Regions from separate parts of the Homo sapiens genome. Here region 2 is linked to region 1. The links are chromatin loops, found by intact Hi-C in ENCODE. Cell type or tissue: OCI-LY7. All regions are shown on one strand. Links, peaks and the distances in the headings refer to the core of each region. The heading gives the core; the rest is flanking DNA.

The links. A loop is a pair of places that touch in the nucleus more often than their neighbours do. Peaks named below come from ENCODE experiments on the same cell type or tissue, not always from the same donor. Only the 100,000 strongest peaks of a DNase experiment are listed, where the experiment ranks them.
Region 2: it touches region 1 in a loop (3-fold over the local background); 36 of 110 quality-filtered maps call a loop at or near these places.

Annotation. Positions count from the first base shown.
Region 1 is chr2:68,711,686-68,719,444 of GRCh38, reverse strand. It overlaps a transcript of ARHGAP25 not described here. Among named protein-coding and RNA genes, the nearest start is that of ARHGAP25, 19 kb to the left of the region's middle. RefSeq lists enhancers at 3,866-3,945, 4,214-4,508. In OCI-LY7, for the core only: a CTCF peak has its summit at 3,799 (motif pointing right); DNase peaks (open chromatin) are centred at 3,894 and 4,384; H3K4me3 peaks cover 1,338 bases; H3K27ac peaks cover 1,365 bases.
Region 2 is chr2:68,483,853-68,491,611 of GRCh38, reverse strand. APLF (aprataxin and PNKP like factor) reads right to left here. Exons shown (of 10, transcript NM_173545.3): 2 at 1,351-1,422. Among named protein-coding and RNA genes, the nearest start is that of APLF, 20 kb to the right of the region's middle. In OCI-LY7, for the core only: a CTCF peak has its summit at 3,646 (motif pointing left); a DNase peak (open chromatin) is centred at 3,641.

The DNA.
Region 1 (7,759 bases), core at 1,579-6,578:
CTTTTTTTTTTTTTTTGCCATGTCGACCAATTCCCTGATACCAGCTGGGTGTCCTACAATTCAATTCGGTTCTGACACTATCTACCTGGAGTTAGCATCAGGTGCCACAGACGAAGGGCGCAGTCTTTCAAAACTGCCCCCACTTCAGACACCAGTCAAAAGTCCAGGGTTCTCACTTGTGCTTCTAACAGACTGGCCATAAACTGGGGCTCCCATGACCCTCTCCTTGGGGTTGATAATTTGCTAGAATAGTTTAAAAAACTCAGGGAGACACTTATTGTGTTTGCCATTTTCTTTTATAATAAAGGACATAAAGAGGTATATAGGATGAGGTCTGGAAGGGCTCTGAGTGCAGGAGCTTCTATTCCTGTGGAGCTGGGGTGCACCACACTTCTGGTACATGGATGTGTTTACCAACCCCAGAGCTCTCCAAAACCCATACTTGAGGGAAATTTTTTTTTCTTGGAGGCTTCATCATGTAGGCTTGATCTATTACTAACTCAATCTCTAGCTCTTCTGCCCTCCCCAGAGAATGAAGGTTGGGAATTAAAAGTGCTAAGCTTCTAATCATGGCCTTGTCTTTCTGATGACAAGCCCCTATCCTAAAGCTATCCAAGGCCTCATCAAGAGTTGTTTCATTTGAATAAAAGACACTCTTATCACCCAGAAAATACCAAGAAATTTAAGAGCTCTGTGTCAGGAACTGGACTCAAAGACCAAATGTTAGAACAAATGATGCTGCTAGTACCCGTACCACTTAGGGAATTAGAAAAGTTTAGGAGCTCTATGTCAGGAACCAGGGTCAGAGACAAATATCTCTATCTATGTATCTATCTAGGTATCTATGTACCTATCTATCTGTCTAGGTATCTATCTATTTATCTATCTATACATACACACACACACACACACACTTATATATTTCTTATTATTTCACAATATGGTAAAAGTACTTTGCAGATGCGATTAAGTCAAGGATATTGAGATGGGGATGCCATGCTGGATTATCCAAGTGTGCCCTTATAAGAAGGAGGTAAGAAGAGATTTGACTGTAGAAGTAGAAAGTGTGAGTACAAAACAAAGTTCAGAAAGATGGAAGAAAGGGGCCATCAGGCAATGCTGGAAGCCTCTAGAAGCTGGGAAAGGTGAGAAAATGATTCTCCCCTTAGATCCTCCAGAAAAAGAAAATGTGATGTGATGCTGCTGGTCTCTGGATCAGACTTTGAGTAGCCAGGCTCTAGAGGTCTACTTTGAGGGGACACATTTGATTGGCAAAGAAGATACTTTTTTTTTTTTTTAACAAATCTGCCCTTAACTAAGTTCCCAATTCTCTGTAACCCTTTATAACACTCTTTGATGAGTGCATAGTAGCTGCTGAGTGTTCACAGCTGGTAGTACACCATTTACTTCTACTCCCACCAAGTGAATTATCTGTTGCCCAGCTAATGCATTCCAAGATGATATAAACCGTACTTACTATTCTAATTATATGATAAAGTGGGTTACTTAAACCAATGAAATATGAGTGCAAAAGAAAAAACAGAGCTCTTTTTATGAATATTAAGTTAATGGCTTTGGAAAGGAAGAATAAATTTATATTGGCAAAAATATGTCAATTCACATGTGGGTAAGTGGAAGGGGGACTCATAAAAACCCCTACACTTGGAACACCTTAAAATATGTCTTAGTTTTCACTCCCACTTTAAAGAAACCAGAACTTTTCTGCCATTGCTTTATGGATAGTGTTTATACAAAGAAAAGCCATAGGAATATGCATCTGCTTTTTAAGTTGGAATGTGAAAGGCCGAGTGACTGCTGTCACTCAATAGCGGTGATGATAGGTTTGCTCACAGCTCAGACCTTTGGCTTCACATATGCAAGACTGCAGTTTTTACCTAACACCCTTGTCAAGCCTCAACTCCACAAACCTGTCAGAGGCTGTGATTAAGTTATCGTCTTTTGCAGAGGAAGTGTCTAAAGCTTAAAAAGAAAAGATTGAATTGACTCAGTTCTAGAGCCAGTAAAAGCCTCAACATCCTGACCCTGGGCCAGATCACAATGCTTCTCCCATACTGTGCCTTTTAACATAGAGGTCCCTGATTCACACAGCAATGAACCTAAGGTTTGATGTATTCAGTCATGTGCCACATAAAGACATTTCTGTTGATGACAGATCCCATATACAGTAGTGGTTTCATAAGATAATAATATTGTATTTTACTGTACCTTTTCTATGTTTAGATATGTTTAGATGCACAAATACTTACCACTGTGTTACAATTGCCTACAGTACAGTAACACGCTATACAGATTTGTAGTCTAGGAGCAATAGCCCGTACCATATGGCCTAGGTGTGTACCACCTAGTTTTGTGTAAGTATATTCTATGACATTTGCACAATGAAATCACCTGAAATCACCTAACAACCTATTTCTCAGAACATATCTTCATTGTTAAATGATGTGTGACTGTATTTAACTAAAACAGAAACATTAAGGAATACACATAAAACAAATACTGCGAAAAATATTGAATGTCACATTCTGACATTTAAAGAGAGATAGAATCTACATGAATCGTTCAACCAGGATCAAAGAGTAAAGAGAACGACCAGCTGTGGCAAAACCATGTCACAATGAAGGAAGTTTGGTTCAGAAAACTTATACAGTAGAATAAGGACGCCTATCTGAGATGACCCTAAGATCCCACGGTGGTTTCTCACCAGTGTAAGTGCTACCTCAAGATAACATCATGTGGTTGAAGGTTTGAATAAAACGATGTATATACATTCTCAATCTGCTTGTGCTGGACAACTGAAATTTCAGTTTCACAAACTTATGAAGGCAAAGGGACCCATGTTCTTCATCTTCTTAGAGAGAAAGATGTCCACCCAAGCTTCAGGGAAGGATAGATATAATCTAGGGCAAACTCAGGAGCTCTGAGAGCCCCTCCCCATCAAGTTGACTCACCACAGTGTCCCCATCTACCTTGAATGGTCTGCATTTTGGAAGAAGCCACAAAATGAAGAGTTAAGAATCATTTCCATAGCATTAGCGTATGTTCCAAGAGGGTTACATGGATGTCCCAGAGGGAATCTTGCTGGGCAGCTCTCCTCCTCCACTATTTCATCTTTCTTTCTTCTTTTGAAAAGGGAGAATGATAACCAAGTCTCAGTAAAAGCAAACAATGAAACAATCTGGGCCTTCCCATTCAAGTTGGCAAGCCAAACACTCCTTTATCTCTCTGCTTTCCCCAAATAGATGGCAGTAAGGAAGATAGGAAGAATGGCGGGCACAGGAAAGGATGGGCAGGCCAAGGATTTTCATTAACTTCTGGAAGCCTGTCAGTGGATGGAATTACACTCAGGAAGTAACATTAGCAGAGGGAACAACAGCTCAGAACATGGCCCAGAGAAGGATGAAAGAGGGCAGGGCGCCAGAAGGGCCCCGGACTCAGAAATGGCAGGTGTGAAAACGACTGAAAATACCTATGGAATAAAGAGTGAAGTAGATTCATTTCTCCTCCCAACCGCCCTCACCTGTTCATGTAATAGTGGCTTTTATGGCCCAGCCTACCCAGAGAGCTGTTCTTGGCAGCCACTTATCTATGTCTGGGAGGAGATACAGTTCCAGAATGGAACTGTGTTCGGGTGCCTCACTGCTAAACCAAACTCAACATGTTCTTAACTTTAAAAAATAATACATATCATACAAGAAGTCCACAGTAGGATGGCTCCCAGATGGTTACTCTTGGGGCTCTGGCATTCATTCCTCAGGCATCCAGGTTCTTCCCTCGGTTCACCTCCTCCACTCAGTGTGTCCACAAGATGGCAGTAGCAGCCCCATGCCTCTCACCTACACGGGAAAGCACCCGGTGCAATGCCTCTTACTCTTCCCAAGCATCTTTTTCAAGAGCACGACCGCCTCCCGGAAGCCCCTAAACAAGCCTCCCATTGCACTGCATTAGCCAGAGCAGGGTCACGTGCCCACCCCAAACCAATCACTGGAAGAAGAAATGAGTTTTGTCTCTTTGTTGTTGTTGGTGGTGGTGTTTGGTTGTTTGATTGGCTGTCTTAGAACGGGGCTTCTCAAACTTGAGCAGGCATCAGAATGGCCTGGAGAATTTGTTAAAATAGCACATGGGTTGCTGGGCGCCACCTCCAAAGGTTCTGATTCCATAAGTCTGGGGTAGGGCCCAAGAATTTGCATTTCTACCAACTTTTCAGGCAGTGCTGAGGATTCCAGTTCGAGAACCACTGGATTTGAGGAAGCAACCAACAGTGAAAAGTCCCATCCTCCCCAGGCACTTTAGGAGTGGTTCTAGCCTGACTTCCTGCTCACAAGGTTCAAGTTAAGCCTTCCAGCGCACAAGCCCCACCCTCATGCTCAGGGCTAGTCATGCCTCTCAGTCAGGGAAGTCATGATTCTAACCACCAGAAGAGCTAAAAGCAGAAATGTCCAAAAGTGGCAACCTCAGGGGAGTGCTGGGAGAGAAGGGGAGGAAGGGAAGTGAGACATTTTATTATTGTCATATGCCCATCTGAACCCATTGTATTTTTCTTTCCTTCCGTATTTTAATAAAAAATACTTTTTAGTGCACATTTTTTTTCTACTAAGGAATATTTTCAACTTTTTGCCCTTCTCCAACCAGGCATTTCTGTGTATCAGGATGAAGGCTGTGCCTGCTCCTGAATGACTACTGGGTAAATAACGAAATTAAGGCAGAAATAAATAAGGTATTTGAAACCAAAGAGAACAAAGACACAACATACCAGAATCTCTGGGACACGGATAAAGTAGTGTTTAGAGGGAAATGTATAGCACTAAATGCCCAAAGGAGAAAGCAGGAAAGATCTAAAATTGGCACCCTAAACATCACAATTAAAAGAACTAGAGAAGCAAGAGCAAACGCATTCAAAAGCTAGCAGAAGACAAGAAATAACTAAGATCAGAGCAGAAGAAAGAGATAGATACAGGAGAAACCCTTCAACAAATCAGTGAATCCAGGAGCTGGTTTTTTGAAAAGATTAACAAAATACATAGACCACTAACCAGACTAATAAAGAAGAAAAGAGAGAAAAATCAAATAGATGCAATAAAAAATGAAAAAGGGGATATCACCACTGATCCCACAGAAATACAAACTACCATCAGAGAATACTATAAACACCTCTATGCAAATAAACTAGAAAATCTAGAAGAAATGGATAAATTCCTGGACACATACACCCTCCCAAGACTAAACCAGGAAGAAGTCAAATCCCTGAATAGAACAATAAGTTCTGAAATTGAGGCAGTAATTAATAGCCTACCTATCAAAAAAAAAGCCAAGGACCAGACGGATTCACAGCCAAACTCTACCAGAGGTACAAAGAGGAGCTGGTACCATTCCTTCTGAAACTATTTCAAACAATACAAAAAGAGGGACTCCTCCCTAATTCATTTGATGAGGCTAGCATCATCCTGATACCAAAACCTGGCAGAGACACAACAAAAAAAGAAAATTTCAGGCCAATATCCCTGATGAACATCAATGCAAAAATCCTCAATAAAATAGTAGCAAACTGAATCCAGCAGCACATCAAAAAACTTATCCACCATGATCAAGTTGGCTTCATTCCTGGGTTCAACATCAACAAATCAATAAATGTGATCCATCACTTAAACAGAACCAATGACAAAAACCACATGATCATCTCAATAGATGCAGAAAAGGCCTTCAATAAAATTCAACAGCCCTTCATGCTAAAAACTCTCAATAAACTAGGTATTGATGGAATGTATCTCAAAATAATAAGAGCTATTTATGACAAATCCACAGCCAATATCATACTGAATGGGCAAAAGCTAGAAGCATTCCCTTTGAAAACCAGCACAAAACAAGGATGTCCTCTCTCACCACTCCGATTCAACATAGTATCGGAGGTTCTGGCCAGGGCAATCAGGCAAGAGAAAGAAATAATCAAATAGGAAGAGAGGAAGTCAAATTGTCTCTGTTTGCAAATGACATGATTGTATATTTAGAAAACCCCATCGTCTCAGCCCCAAATCTCCTTAAGCTGATAAGCAACTTCAGCAAAATCTCAGGATATAAAATCAATGTGCAAAAATCACAAGCATTCCTATACACCAATAACAGATGGAGGACCAAATCATGAGTGAACTCCCATTCACAATTGCTGCAGAGAATAAAATACCTAGGAATACAACTTACAAGGGATGGGAAGGACCTCTTCAAGGAGAACTACAAACCACTGCTCAAGGAAATAAAAGAGGACACAAACAAATGGAAGAACATTCTGTGCTCATGGATAGGAAGAATCAATATTGTGAAAATGACCATACTGCCCAAAGTAATTTATAGATTCAATGCCATCCCTATCAAGCTACCATTGCCTTTCTTCACAGAATTAGAAAAAACTACTTTGAATTTCATATGGAATGAAAAAAGAGCCTGTATAGCCCAGACAATCCTAAGCCAAAAGAACAAAGCTGGAGGCATCACGCTACCTGACTTCAAACTATACTACAAGGCTACAGTAACCAAAACAACATGGTACTGGTACCAAAACAGATATATAGACGAATGGAACAGAACAGAGTCCTCAGGAATAATGCTACACATCTACAACCATCTGATCTTTGACAAACCTGACAAAAACGAGCAATAGGGAAAGGATTCCCTATTTAATAAATGGTGCTGGGAAAACTGGCTAGCTATATGCAGAAACCTGAAACTGGACCCCTTCCTTACACTTTATACAAAAGTTAACTCAAGATGGATTAAAAACTTAAACATAAGACCTAAAACTGTAAAAACCCTAGAAGAAAACCTAGGCAATACCATTCAGGACATAGGCATGGACAAAGACTTCATGACTAAAATACCAAAAGCAATGGCAACAAAAGCCAAAATAGACAGATGGGATCTAATTAAACTAAAGAGCTTCTGTACAGAAAAAGAAACTATCTTCAGAATGAACAGGCAACCTACAAAATGGGAGAAAATTTTTGCAATCTATCCATCTGACAAAGGGCTAATATCCAAAATATACAAGAAACTTAAACAAATTTACAAAGAAAGAAACCCGTCAAAAAGTGGGTGAAGGATATGAACAGACACTTATCAAAAGAAGACATTTATGTGGCCAACGAACATATGAAAAGAAGCTCATCATCACTGGCCATTAGAAAAATGCAAATCAAAACCGCAATGAGATACCATCTCACGCCAGTTAGAATGGTGATTATTAAAAAGTCAGGAAACAACAGATGCTAGAGAGGATGTGGAGAAATAGGAATGCTTTTACACTGTTGGTGGGAGTGTAAATTAGTTCAACCATTGTGGAAGACAGTGTGGAAATTCCTCAAGGATCTAGAACCAGAAATACCATTTGACCCAGGATTCCCATTACTGGGTATATAACCAAAGGATTATAAATCATTCTACTATAAAGACACATGCTAATGTATGTTTATTGCAGCACTATTCACAATACCAAAGACTTGGAACCAACCCAAATGCACAATGATAGACTGGATAAAGAAATGTGGCACATATATATCATGGAATACTATTCATCCGTAAAAAAGGATGAGTTCATGTCCTTTGCAGAGACATGGATGAAGCTGGAAACCATCATTCTAAGCAAACTAACACAGTAACAGAAAACCAAACATCTCATGTTCTTGCTCATAAATGGGAGTTGAACAATGAGAACACATGGACACAGGGAGGGGAACATCACACACTGGGGCCT
Region 2 (7,759 bases), core at 1,043-6,042, 230 kb after region 1:
AAGATCCCTCTATTCTTTCCTTTAATGTGCTTTAGTAACAACAAAAAAACTTATTTTAGGCCATGGTAGTTCATTGGCAGGGTATTAGAAATTGGGCACTAGAGAATAACATACTTTTGTAAAAATCTACCATGTTCCCACTCCTAGATATGCCATAGATAGTTCTCACCACAGCGTTTACTCATGCATTCAACAAATATTAATTAAATACCTACTATGTCTTAGGCACTATGCTAAACACTAGGGATACAAAGATTAGTCAGAGTTCCTACACTCAAGGGCCTTATGATCCAGTATGTCATCTCAGAAGAATAAGATAGCTGGAGAGGATACAGAGATGAATATCTAATGGTAAATACAGTGGCTCCTAAAGAAGTGTTGACTCCAGATATTAACACTTTTTCAAGACAATAAGATAATGCAGAATGAAGATGAGACATAAACTCTTTTAAAGATTATTTATTCAAGGTTGAGATAAGGTGAATACATTGAATAATTTTTTATTCAAAAAATTTCCAAGTACTAAAATTAAAAAGATGCTTTCCAAATTTGCAAACAGTTAAACATAGGATAATAAAAGCAAGTACTATCTGTGTAAAAGAAAGAACTAATGATTTAACAGGCAGTGGTATATAAAATATGAAAATACAAATTGGTTTTAAAAAGTTATAAATTAATGAATTCCATGAAATTTTACCACCATACGATCTAGTCTAAAATAAATGGACCCTTATGTACGTATTTCATTCTCTTACACAATAGACTCTGCAAATGAAAAGGAATAATCACATTGTATATTCTTGGAAACTGGCTGTCCCTGCATATCATCAGTGATTTCGCAGCAGTAAACTATAAAGCAAGCAATTAAAATTCGAGCCCTCAACAAAAACTTTCAAATTAAAATCATTTTTCAAACCTCGAAGTTGAACAAAGTCTAAGTTTTAGAAATATTCAACTCTATACAGAGTGATAGAGAATATGTTAAAATATAACCCTATAACATTTAAGTTACTTTGGTCACTACCCCAGCTCAAAAAACCAACCATTAATAGTTATGGGCTTTCTTATTATTTGGAGTATTCAATTTTAAACCAAATCATAATATATACATGAACTGGCAGTCATCTTTCATTGAAATTCTAATTAGGTAAATGTGGCATTGTCCTATGAGAAAATATGTAGTTTTCCTCACAGTTTAGATCTTTATCTCCTAATTATTTTCTGGCAATGAGAAGGGTATATTCTGACATTAATTCCCTATTCCCATAACCTTAGAAAATAGGCACCTCTGCTTGGGAACTGAAAGGGTAAGAGATGAAAGTTAAAATGAATCATTAATAACATATTTACCGGTTTGATTCGCAGCTGACCACCTGCCACCTCAAGAATGGCATGTCTTCTGGATACTCTCTTGTCTGTTATCTATACAGTAAAAAAATTAAAAGATTAAGAATAGCCACCTCCTTAAAAAGCAACAAAACAAAAAGGCAAACGAAACCCTTGGCGATGTTTCTGAAATCAGTAGACTAGATATGAAATATATCATTCATTCAACAACTGTATATTGAAATGATTGTCCTCATTTAACAAATAATGAGATTAAAAAAACCTGCCCAAAGTCATGGAAGAGTCAACAACAGAGCCTCAAGCCTAGAATCTAACGGATCCCAAAACCTTGCATGATAGTTTCCATTCATGACAGACATCTACTGGGGATTCTTACCAAGAAAATTCATAAAATACGAAAAGTCTGTATATAATATGTACTTACCAGAAAACATTTCAAATACAAGAAACATATAGTATGTCATGATGATAAAGGTTTTAAAAGGAAGAGATCCCATGCTCGAGGATCTGGTAAGTGTAAAAGGGTCTGACTATAGGCTTTGGGGTCAAAGAGACCCAGATCAGGCAGAACTGCATGCAAACTCTGGGGCCATCAGCAGCAGTTAAGAGTTCAGGAAGGCAAGAAGGGGAATAGTGAAAACCAAACATTTTCAGTAAGAAATAAATTAGCATTTTTTAAAAATATCTATTTGCTTCCTGTTTTGAGCCAACAGTGTTCTACTTAGGCTCACAATCATTTCCACATACCAAAGTTCAAAAATTGTTTGCATGTTAAATGCTGACAGTGCCAATCAAAGCTTTCCCTTTTCACTGTAAATACAATAGTTAAGATTGCCTTTTTTATTTGTGGTTGATTGATAGATAATGAAAACATGTTAAGCACCAACTTCAATAACACCATAACTACCTGACCCATCTCTTGGTAACCTTGATATTCAGCACTTGAATGTTGGCATTATCCGCATAAGGACCAAAATTATCAGTAAAAAATAGACCATACCAACACATAAACTCAATTAAACCTATTAGTTCCACAAAAAATGTGAAACTGCCAGGAGTCAGTACTCATTTTTTTAACCAGATAGCTGTTCCACACTTAAGGCTGTAACATATAGACAGTAATATCAAGCATCGGAATGAGTATCACATGAATGAATTTTTCACAATCTATTGTTAGCCACAATGGCTATCCAAGAAGTAAGTACAAACTAATAATCTATTGTTTCAGAAAAAAAGAGGCTAAAAATTTAAAGATTCCTTTCTTTTTCCCAGATTGTACCTTTTTTTTTATTATTATACTTTAAGTTTTAGGGTACATGTGCACAATGTGCAGGTTAGTTACATATGTATACATGTGCCATGCTGGTGTGCTGTACCCAATAACTCGTCATTTAGCATTAGGTATATCAGATTGTACCTTAGTAGGCTAAAAACAACAGCAGTTATCTGATGACTCATTGCATCATTTGCACAGAACTTTCACTTAAATGTTGTGATTCAACATAACATTGCCATAGCTATTATTAACACTTTACATAGAAATTGAAAGTCCAGAGAATTTAGGTAACTTGGGTAGGTCACTCTCCAAGTAGGCAGCACTCCAAATCCACACTCCTTTTAATAAAAATAGGTAATAGGCAGGGTGTGGTGGCTGCAATCCCAGCACTTTGGGAGGCTGAAGTGGGAAGACTCCTTGAGCCCAGGAATTCAAGACTAGCCTGGGCAACACAGTGAGACCCCCATCTCTACATAAAGTAAAAAATTAGCTGGACAGAGGGCATGTGCCTATAGTCCCAAATATTAATACTTGGGAGGCTGAGGTATGAAGATTGCTTGAACCCAGGAGGTCAAGGTTGCAATGAGCCATGATCGTGCCACTGCATGCCAGCCTGGGGGACACGGTGAGACCCTGCCTCAAAAAAAAAAAAAAAAAAAGATAATAAATGTAGAACACATTTATACATGACTGTACCTACATGTAATCATTCAAAAGTAATTTCAAAAAATGCGGCTGAGAGTAAGCAGTTCCTATTTCTGACTTGGGTACCAAAATCTCATTGTTACTTCCATACTACGAACCAATTTTCTAACCAACAGAGTAATAAGCTATCAAATATAAAACTATGGCATATAAAGCTGGTTCCTTTAACAGTCCATCTTAAATTTCTTTCTTTCCTTTTTTAAACTGTATTTTTTCAGGAAGCAATACATGAACTTTTCCTATCTCTGTCTTTCTTTGAAGTAAGCTTCACTGACACTACGAAGATAAAAGACATTTTAAGTAATATAAAAGTATAATGTGACCTCTAGTGGACACATAACTCCACAACAGTGTAATTTCATTACAAGCTATGTGTCTTTATAGAATACAAAAAGAATGCTATAAACAATCTTTGAAATTAACATCACTCAGACATTTATAGTGTTCCTTTTAAAGTAAAACCCTAAATAGTGAATACACAATAAAATAACCATTTGCACTTTCTCAATGGGAAGCATAAAGGTTTAATAAATTATCATTAAAACATTTTAATGTCACGATTGATATACGGAGAGGGGTGGGGAGCAAGTGACAAACAGATTATCCTAAAGATCTGATGATCTGCTTTATTTAACAGCCTATCACTGCTCCTTATACAGAGTGAATATCCAACACATTTTTATTATTTATTAATACATCAACTGTAATAACAATCAATTATCAACACCAAAGCACCATTCTAGACTTGTCATGTATCATCTTTTTCAGTCTTCACAAAATCTGTGAAGATACTATTATTATACTTCACTTCATAGGTGAGAAAATGGAAGTACAGAGAGTTTAAGCAACTACTCAGTTACACAACCAATAAGTAGTAGGGCCAGGATCTGAACCTAAGGAATCAGATTCCAGAACCATTCATGCTCTTAACGTTGTATTGCATCCCTCAATATCATTACATGAAACCTAAAGCAAAACCTGTTTTTAAGATGATTTACCCAGTTTAACTGTCAAACTAGAACACAGTAAAGAACTGGAAATAAGGCAGAAATGGCTATTTAATAACCAAATAGACATTCAGAGGAGATTCAGATCCTAAATAAAGCTCCAAGAGGCCCTCAGGCTTTCATTTGGTCCTGCTTATCTAATGGCATACCTAAGTCTAACAAGATATGTCATCCAAATTCTTAATTCTCTATTCATAAAGTGGATAGGATTTAGTAGACAGCACACTGACAACAGAAGAAAATGACTGATGTTGGTCTGCAAGTGGAAAGAGAAAGGCTACTAAAAAGCAAAGAAACCCAGGGACTCAAAAAGAATACACTGGTTAGAGGCCATTTAGGGTAGGACAAATGGCATAAATTACTTCAAAATATACTGAAGGCTTGCCCAAGTTTACTTACTGATTACCAAGAGTCACCAAGTTTAAATTAAAACTTCAACTGAAAGTCAGATATTTCACATCTTAGAAAGCCATAAAAAGTTAAATTGAAGAATTCCAATTTTTATAGAATAATTATAGTCACCTAAATTCTAATCACAACACACATTCTTCAAAGAAATCAACAAATAGAGCAAATAAAACTACCCATATCCCATCCCATATGTAATGTAAAACTAGGAGATGGAGATTACTAAAAACTTTAACTTACATGTAAGAGAGATGAGAAATGCCAGTTTCAGAAGATCAAGCCCCAGAACCTATGCTGGAGCAGAGAAAATCAGGTGGCAAATGACAGAAACAGAGGAGAGAGGGAGTGGGAATCTAGGGGTGCTGAAGCATAGGTATCACTCCCAAAAAAAATTAAGTCACACTTTTACTGGGAAATACTAAAAACACATTTCAGATCCAACATTGCAGAGGCCAAGCTAATAGAGAATCCAAAAGAGAGGCATAAAAATATGTGGAACCAGGTATAGCAAGCTCAGAAAAGGCACCACTTCTCAGGGAGAAGGAGGACACTTGGAAGAAAAAAATAAATCCAATAGTATAGATTTTGGCTTCAAAATACCATTCCCCACTGAAAGAAACCAGAGCTCTTTTGAGAAATGTCACATTCCAGGTCTGAAGCACAAAAAGTATAATGTGGACCTAGGATATCTTCTTGTGCCAGAGGACAAAGAAATGCTCAAAAATTGATGGGTGCATGTCAGAAGGACAGAGAAACCAGTGCAAAAAAACTCTGATTGACCAAATTTAGAACAATTCGAGCATCAAAATAGTGATAATACTGGAATACAGCAAATTGAATCCCAAAATAATCCATGATTCCATACAAATCTACGTAAAGTAAAAAATTAGTTGGACAGGGTGGCATGTGCCTATAGTCCCAAATATTAATACTTGGGAGGCTGAGGTAGGAAGATTGCTTGAGCCCAGGAGGTCAAGGTTGCAGTGAGCCATGATCGCGCCACTGCACTCCAGTCTGGGCGACAGGGTGAGACCCTGTCTCAAAAAAAAAAAAAAAAAAGAGATAATAAAAAAGATTCCATATGAATCATGGATTATTTTGTGATTCAGTGTGCTGTATTCCAGTATTATCAGAGGGTAAGGCTGGGAGAGATGCATTTCTTTATAAAAGAATGCCAGCTAAAGCAGAAAAAATGGTAGAACCAGAAAAATCACTATTTTCTAACTATCAATGTAAAAATTAAGTTAGGAACGGATAAAAGGATGTTTATTTCCCAACAAGAAAAAGGTCTGTTGGGAATAAATATTCATGAAGTCTCAGTATCACTCCACAGATTACTGACAAAGGAAATGGTAGATTAACTGCGAAATCTGGCAGATACCACCTTACCAAGGTGATTACACTTACCACATCACCACAGGAGGACAAACTGATAGATGTGCTTCCTAATGTGGTACTCTGAATAAACATCACCTACTTAATATTTTCAACAAAAATGTTTAATGTGAATCAAATTATGTGCAAACAATCGGAAAAACAAAAATTGTGGGACACTCTAGGAATAACTGGCCTGGACTCACAGAAGCACTGATGTCATTAAAGACAAAAGGCAAGAAAACCGTTCTAGATTAAATTAAAAAAAATTTAACTGGATCCTGATTTTTTTTAAAAAAATGCAAAAAGTGCATTATTGAAAACGATGTACAAAACCGAGTATGGGATATTAAAATTTATGGCACAGTTACACATTTCTAGAATATAATAACAGAATATAGCTATATAGAAATGTCCTTGTTCTTAGGTGACACATGTTGACATATTTAGTGAACTGCCATAATGCATGTATGTACTTTCAACTGTGTTCAGGAGAAAGAAAAAAATGTGCGCACACACACACACACACAGGCATATTACAGAAGAAAAATCAATACCTTATTTGATTAAATTGCTGTTTGTCAAATTTCTGTTACTTGTAGTCAAAAGCAACTGTGATTAATATACATTCCTCTAACAATTGTTGTATTTATTTTTTTTTTTAGAGATGGGATTTTGCCATTTTGGCCAGGCTGGTCTCAAACTCCTGGCTCCAAGTGATCTGCCCACCTGGGCCTCCCAAGGTGCTGGGATTACAGGCATGAGTCACTGTGCCTGGCCTTAAACTTTTTTTTTTTTTTTTTCAGACTAAGCTTCGCTCTGCTGCCCAGGCTGCAGTGCAATGGCACAATCTAGGCTCACTGTAAACTCTGCCTCCCAGGTTCAAGCTATTCTCCTGCCTCAGCCTCCCGGGTAGCTGGGATTACAGGCATGCGCCACCATGTCCGGCTAATTTTTTTTTTACATGTAGTAGAGACAGGGTTTCAACATGTTGGTCAGGCTGGTCTCGAATTCCTGACCTTGAATGATCCACCCACCTCTGCCTCCCAAAGTGCTGGGCTTACAGGTGTGAGCCACCGTGCCCAGCCCTAAACTGCATTCTTAATATTGTTTCTTGAATGTGAACAGGTCTCTCTATTCTTATACCACTTTTGTAGTGATACCATGTGGATCCCTTATATTTGACTTTCTGGTTTTAAATATTACTAGAATACTTCATCTACTATAATATACATACAGGTCCCTTCTCTAGTTTTAAGATATGAAGATTATACCAGAAGAAAAGATAAACACATGAAAACATAAAAGAACTCTTTATGATCTGTTACCAAATACTTATTTTTGGTATTTATTGAAGTCAAACAAAATGGAGATTTTCTTATGTGATGAGCAGAAATACTTAGATATTTTGTATCAAAGTCTGTGATCTGTTTGTTTGACTGCAATTCTCAAAATTCTAAAAACGAAAGAAACAACCCTGAATAAAGTAAAAGCAGAAAAGCTACTGGATCTTGAAATAGAATAGGGTGGTACCTTTCATTTCATTTTTTGTCTACATATAATATAGACAACACAAGTTAATTTTTTGTAAAATGCTTTTCTAGAGAAGTTTCTGAACATCATAGACAGGTATAATATATCG